2 separate regions of the Homo sapiens genome follow, and region 2 is linked to region 1. Evidence: chromatin contacts called from ENCODE Hi-C or POLR2A ChIA-PET data. All regions are on one chromosome and are shown on one strand. The core of a region is the stretch at or near the end of the contact, and the rest is flanking DNA. Distances in the headings are between cores, read along the strand shown.

Region 1 (3,113 bases), core at 373-2,872:
CAAAAAAAATCCACAAACAAATGTGCTTTGTTTGAGACATGCACAGCCAGGCTACAGACTGGATTTGGCCCTTGAACCCTGCACTAGCCTGAGGCCCTGACCCTACTTCCAAAACATCCAAGATCATGGAGCAGGGGGATTTCTTAGAAAAATCAGCTTACCTCAGCTAACTCTCCATTCCCAGGAACTAACCTTCATGCCTGGTGGCCAATGTACAAATTCCTGACTCAGTTCTTTGGCAAATTCCTTCCACCCATATTTCTCCTATTCACCCATGTACCCCAAAAGTCCCTGAATAAGAATCATGTTTTTGGGGCAGAATACAAACCACTGCCCCAAAATGGCTTCTTTCTCCAAACAGTCCCAGATGAAAGGCACATAATTCATGTCTTAAGGCTACTTTTCCAGCCCCTTTAATACTCTGGGATCTATGTGTTTCCCACATTCCAAGTTATCTTTCACAAGCCTTTTAAGAACAACATGCACAAAATAAATGGACAAGAACTACAAAGTTATTCTAGCCAATGATAGTGTTTATTTGTTAGGTCCTGGGGTCTCAAGGTCAAATGATCCCTCTCAATTATTCTGAGGTCACTGTCCTCACTAGAGTGGGTACAACTTGCTCACTGCAAAACTGTGTTCTTCAAACATCCCTACTTCTTTTCTTTTCTTTTTTTTTTTTTTTTTAGAAGTAGTCTCTATCGCCCAGGCGGGAATGCAGTGGCGCCATCTCAGCTCACTGCAACCTTCGCCTCCCGGGTTCAAGGGATTATCCCGCCTCACCATCCCGAGTGGCTGGGATCACAAGCTCATGCCACCACATCCAGCTAATTTTTGTAATTTTTAGTAGAGACAGGGTTTCGCCATGTTGACCTGGCTGGTCTCGAACTCCCGACCTCAGGTGATCCGCCCGCCTCGACATTCCTATTTCTAAATAATTATTACAGATCTGTCACTCACCAGTTAAACATACAAACGGCTTTTTTGGAGGGGATGACCTATTTATATTTTTAAATCTTATATCCTACCTTATTCAAAAGTCCTATCAGTTTTCCTAGTTTAGAGAAGCAAAGTGACATTTTTGTGTACATTTAACAGGACTGCTTACCTTCACAACCTGCTCAGTCGGCTTTCCCTGGACTTCTCCTAACCGCCCATTTTTCCTGGATTTGGCACCGAGAGTTACAGTATTTCACGTGCGATGATAAAATGTTACTTAGGAGAAACAGTTCCAATACCAAGAAACTTCAGCAATTTTAAAGCATTTTAAAGCCACAAAACCATGCCCGATCCCCAAAAGGGGGTCCTAACTCCTTTACACTGTCAGAATCTCAATTTTAAAAGGGAGGAGTAGAGAAGAGATAGAAACGCTCTCTGTTGGTGAAAATCTGTCTTACTTACCATTTCCCCAACACAGGAGAGACTAAGGAATTTCAGGTAAAAATCAGATGGCTCCAATCCTCCGATACTAAGAGCCCATCGCCCCAGTTCCCAGGAGTTCCGCCAGTTAGACTTTTTCCCCCATGGCCTCGCTAAGGCTAGTTCCTCGTCACGTGACGTGACAGGCTTGGTCACGTGACATACCAGCTCCTTCCATTCCCGTGTGCGGGGGGAGGGGGACCAACAAACCGGAGGCCCTCGCTCTTCCAATACTCACGCCCTAGCTACAGAGGTCAAGGAAGGTTTCCCCAGGAGCAGTTTTGGTTTCAGACGGCGCCGTCTCCCGCGAAAGTCCTGAGAGGAGCCCAGCCTTTTCCGCCTGCCGCCCCCGGATGGGATGGTTGAGGCCGGGGCCACGCCCCCTCTGCCCCCCTGCGAGGGCATCCTGGGCTTTCTCCCACCGCTTTCCGAGCCCGCTTGCACCTCGGCGATCCCCGACTCCCTTCTTTATGGCGTCGCTCCTGTGCTGTGGGCCGAAGCTGGCCGCCTGCGGCATCGTCCTCAGCGCCTGGGGAGTGATCATGTTGGTGAGGGGACTCCCCGGCAAGGATCGGAGAGGGCCTGAGGGGCTCCGGGCTGGGAGGGCTGGGAGGCGAGGAAACTCTGGGCCGCAGGCAGGCCGGAGGGGCCGGGGATCTACAGGCCCCGGAGAAGGAGACAGACTGAAATTGAAAAATGGGAACTGTTCGAGACCAGCCTGACCAACATGGTGAAACCCCGTCTCCAATAAAAATACAAAAATTAGCCGGGCGTGGTGGCGCCCGCCTGTAATCCCAGCTACTCAGGAGGCTGAGGCAGGAGAATCGCTTGAATCCGGGAGGCGGAGGGTGCAGTGAGCCGAGATCGCGCCACTGCACTCCAGCCTGGGTGACAGAGCGAGACTCCGTCCCCAAAGAAAAAGAAAAAAGGGAACTGGAGCGGAGGGCCCTGGAGTGGGAGGAGCCAGGGCTGGTAAAGGTGGAGACCCCTCAAGGTAGGAGAAACAAGAGCGGGGTGCCTGAGAGGTGCTTGAGTTGAATGGAGGACATGGGAGGAAAAGAGAGTGCTTGTTCCAGAAATGTGTAGCTGGGCCTTGTTTTCCCAGTAATCCACCCACCGCCACTTCAAGAAGAAATGATATGAAGAAGTGCCGGTTCTCCCTCCCCTCTTCCGCACTGTCCCGTGATGATGACGCCTCCAGAGAGGACGATAATCTGGGTTCCTGGGAGAGATGGCTTGGTCACTATTCCCACCCTTGCCTCGACCACTTGTCTCAATGTCACCACCTCACGCCCTGTTCCAGGTGGCTGAGTCCGAATCCAGTAACCACCACCTCGTTTTGGTTAATCTCAGGCTCGGGTGTTGTAGCAACATTGGAAATGGGAGGGGTTTACGAAGTGAACATGAGGTCAGGTGCCTGAATTCAACAGTCTACCCATTCCCCTTTTCCAGATAATGCTCGGAATATTTTTCAATGTCCATTCCGCTGTGTTGATTGAGGACGTTCCCTTCACGGAGAAAGATTTTGAGTAAGTATTCGGGTGGGGGAGGCGGGCTGGGAGCAGGTGGGAGGTGGCGAGGCCTAGGGTCAGAATTACGTCTGGGAGGCCCGGTGCTTAGGGCCCCTAGGTTAGAGGACTTGGAGAGGAGAGCGGCTTTCTTGAGAATGTGGTTAGGAGCCAGGGAGTCAGACC
Region 2 (3,113 bases), core at 322-2,821, 1.2 Mb after region 1:
CACAGATCGGACCTCAGGCTACCCTACCCCTTATCTGTGGGCCAGCCTGGATCCTTCAGATGAGAGGTAAGAGTAGGCTCTCCTTCTGCTATGCCACAAAGGAGTGCTGACAGCGACTTAATATGCGCTGGAATCAGCCTCCAGTGTCCTGGTCCTCCTGGTCCACAATTCTCTGACCCATGTGCCTCATCTCCTTTGCCTCTTCTGAGTTCCCAGTGCTCGCTTCCGTTGCCTCTTCTGAGTTCCCATTGTGCTTTATATCTTTTGTTTGTTTTTTGACAGAGTCTTGCTCTGTTGCCCTGGCTGGAGTGCAGTGGCACGATCTCAGCTCACTGCAACCTCTGCCTCCCGGGTTCAAGCAATTCTCCTTCCTCAGTCTCCTGAGTAGCTGGGATTACAGGAGTGCGCCGCCACGCCCGACTAATTTTTGTATTTTTAGTAGAGACGGGGGTTTCACCATGTTGGTCAGGCCGGTCTCGAACTCCTGACCTCAGGTGGTCCACCTGCCTCGGCCTCCCAAAGTGCTGGGATTACATGCGTGAGCCATCGCGCCCTGCCTGTGCTTTCTATCTTCACACACTTCTATAGCACAGTGCTTATCACACTGAATTACAGATTTGTATCTACCTCCTCCTCATTGTAAAAAGAAACGGTGGGGTTTTTATTATTCCTATTATTTTTGTAGACTTGGGTTCTCACTATGTTGCCTCCTGCCTGCGCCTCCCACAGTGCTGGGATTACAGACGTGAGCCAACATGCCTGGCCAAAAACTGTATTTTACTCTCATTTTGGGATTTTAAGTGCCTAGTAAACAGCAGGATTTAGCACATCGTTGAAGATCTTTGAACTGGAAGGATTGGCTACAGCAGACACTATTGTGTCAGGTGGCTGAAGGGAGTCCTGATAGAAGTGGGTCGTGTGGGAAAGGTGGGCAGGCAGAAAGGATACAGATGAGGCTCTGGGTGCTGTTGAACATGGAGACTCCTGAGAGGAAACCGGCCAGCTCCACTGCAAAGAGGCCCAGGGTGACAGAGAGCGCGGCCACCAGCCTGCAGAGAGGAAGTGGACTGGCCCAGGCCTTTGGACTTATTCTAAGACCCCTCCACTCCCACCACCTCTTCGTTCTGGCCACCCCGTCCCAAGAGCTCACTGAATGTCCTGCTTGTCATACTCCTCGGGGGTGAACGTGAGAGGCAGGCAGGCCTGTATGTTGCTGTCCTGGGAGCAGGGCACAGGAAGAGAAGTGAAAAAGGGGCAGGCTGCAGGGCAGGCCTGGGGGCGGCGGGAAACAAGAAAACCCAAGAGGGTAAGACACTGGGAGGGGGCAGGGTAGGACTAGGACCACTCAGAGATGGGAATGGGGACGGATTGAGTGCAGCCGTGGGTCTTACCCGGGACCAGAATAAGGTGATGACGACCACCAGATGCGCCAGGAGCGTCAGGAAGCGAGAGGGCACAAGCCCTGAGACCCGGCCCATGGCCCTCGGGGACAAGGGCGGCGGTCTCTGAGGCTGGAAGTTCAGAGACAGCGACTCCTGAAGTCTCCCCGCAAGCCGACAAATCTAGACGAACGCCTCCTTCCCGCCCGCTCAGGCACCGCCCAGTTGCCTTGGTAACCGTGTACGCGGGCTCGGCGCCGCGTTCTCGGAAATCCTCGCGAGCAGTACATTCTCCGGCTGCTGCGGGTCTCTCAGGGCCAGCGAAGGTCAGGGGTACCCGAAGGCGCTTCTAACCTAACGGCTGGGTACCCGCGCGCAGCCAGGCCCTTTGTTCCTCAGAGGGTGCGAGGTGGCACAGCCCCGCAGCGCCCGATCTGCCCACGCAGGGCGGATGAACGGAAACCCACCCTGGCCTAGCTTGGGGACACCAATGCTTCTGCTGTTGCCCACGCCGGGAGCGGCCCCCAGCCCCAGCTACGCTGCCCAGTTGTGGATCACTTGAGACCGCTGCCACCACCACGCCGGGCTGAGTTCCCCGCCATGCCGAAGACTCAGACCCGCTCCCCTTCCCCTCCTCTGCATGCCTTTAGCTTCCCACCAAGCTGGGCCTGAGAAACAAGGGACCCGAACCTGGAGAGGCCGGTGTTCCTGGACTGCTCTGCAGTCACAGATTGTCACGGAGCCCCTGGTTGTCTGAGGACCCCAGGCCTGAACCTTCCTTGAGGAAGACTGATTTCTTTCAGACTACTTTGCTCAGTTTGGTGAGGGATTTGCAGAGTGCAAAAAATGGCCAGCGTCCTTAAACTAGCATGGGGATAAGAGCAGAGCAAGGTGGCTGGAAAGAGTGGGAGTGGACGAAGGGAATGGGACAGTCCCTGCGTCTCTGGGAGGCTTGGAGCCGGCTGGAAGGGAAACTCAACTCAGATTTCTTTGTCCCTTGGAGGTGCTGGGCCTCCGACATTGCCCAGCTACAGTCCAAGAAGCTCTTATCATCGGCGACCTCATGACCTTTGGGCCTCAGCGCAGGTCCCTGCAGATCTGAAAGTTCTTTAATTGCTGAGTCAAGTCCCATCCTCAAGGAACCTCCCGGCCCATCTCCCAGGAGAACAATCTCTTCCTACTCCCCACTCCCCATCTCAGTGCTTTTAGCCAGCCTAAACTACAAGCCCAAGAGGCATTTCTCATTCCTTCAACAAATATTTGTATATGTTTATTGATTACCTAGTAAGGGTATTCTAGTCAGGGAGATCAACAACAGACATGCAAACAAATAAATCCGTAAGATAATAGGCGCTACAAACAGGGAAAAGCGGGCTGTGCACTGTGGCTCACACCTGTAATCCCAGCGCTTTAGGAGGCCTAGGAGGGCGGATCACCTGAGGTCAGGAGCTCGAGACCAGACTGACCAACATGCTGAAACCCTGTCTCCACTAAAAATACAAAATTAGCCGGGCGTGGTGGCGCGTGCCTGTAATCCCAGCTATTCGGGAGGCTGAGGCATGGGAATCGCTTGAACCCAGGAGGTGGAGGTTGCAGTGAGCCGAGATCGCGCCATTGCACTCCAGCCTCTGCAACAAGAGCGCAACTCCGTCTCCAAAAAAAAAAGAAACGCTAGAATTATAATTCTATAAAAATAGGGCATTTATAATTCTATTAAAATAGAGCATTTATTTT

Evidence for each region. Hi-C counts contacts between places; a loop is a spot of excess contacts on that map. ChIA-PET counts read pairs that join two places held with the same protein, here RNA polymerase II (POLR2A). Pooled maps may share reads with other maps.
Region 2: a loop to region 1 is called in a map with no recorded cell type, with 7 times the contacts of the local background. The contact joins the promoter of TMEM107 here to the promoter of RNASEK-C17orf49 in region 1. A Hi-C loop is called at or near these places in 1 of 168 maps with a recorded cell type or tissue (ovary), 1 of 37 single-sample maps with no recorded cell type and 10 of 50 pooled maps. POLR2A ChIA-PET finds 5 or more read pairs at or near these places in 2 of 52 experiments (MCF 10A and activated B cell).

The regions. Positions count from the first base shown.
Region 1 is chr17:7,010,795-7,013,907 of GRCh38, forward strand. RNASEK-C17orf49 (RNASEK-C17orf49 readthrough) reads left to right here and starts at 1,623. Exons shown (of 8, transcript NR_037717.1): 1 at 1,623-1,963; 2 at 2,872-2,948. It overlaps RNASEK (ribonuclease K), which reads left to right and starts at 1,830. Exons shown (of 3, transcript NM_001004333.5): 1 at 1,830-1,967; 2 at 2,872-2,948. The coding sequence starts at 1,890. It overlaps ALOX12-AS1 (ALOX12 antisense RNA 1), which reads right to left and starts at 1,540. Exons shown (of 3, transcript NR_040089.1): 1 at 1,402-1,540. RefSeq lists enhancers at 1,191-1,811, 1,891-2,010, 2,091-2,270.
Region 2 is chr17:8,174,809-8,177,921 of GRCh38, forward strand. It overlaps TMEM107 (transmembrane protein 107), which reads right to left and starts at 1,572. Exons shown (of 5, transcript NM_183065.4): 1 at 1,392-1,572; 2 at 1,151-1,218; 3 at 949-1,049. The coding sequence starts at 1,478. It overlaps LOC105371520 (a long non-coding RNA gene), which reads left to right. Exons shown (of 4, transcript NR_188261.1): 2 at 1-66. RefSeq lists enhancers at 960-1,009, 1,060-1,119, 1,111-1,722, 1,150-1,199, 1,360-1,449 and 3 more.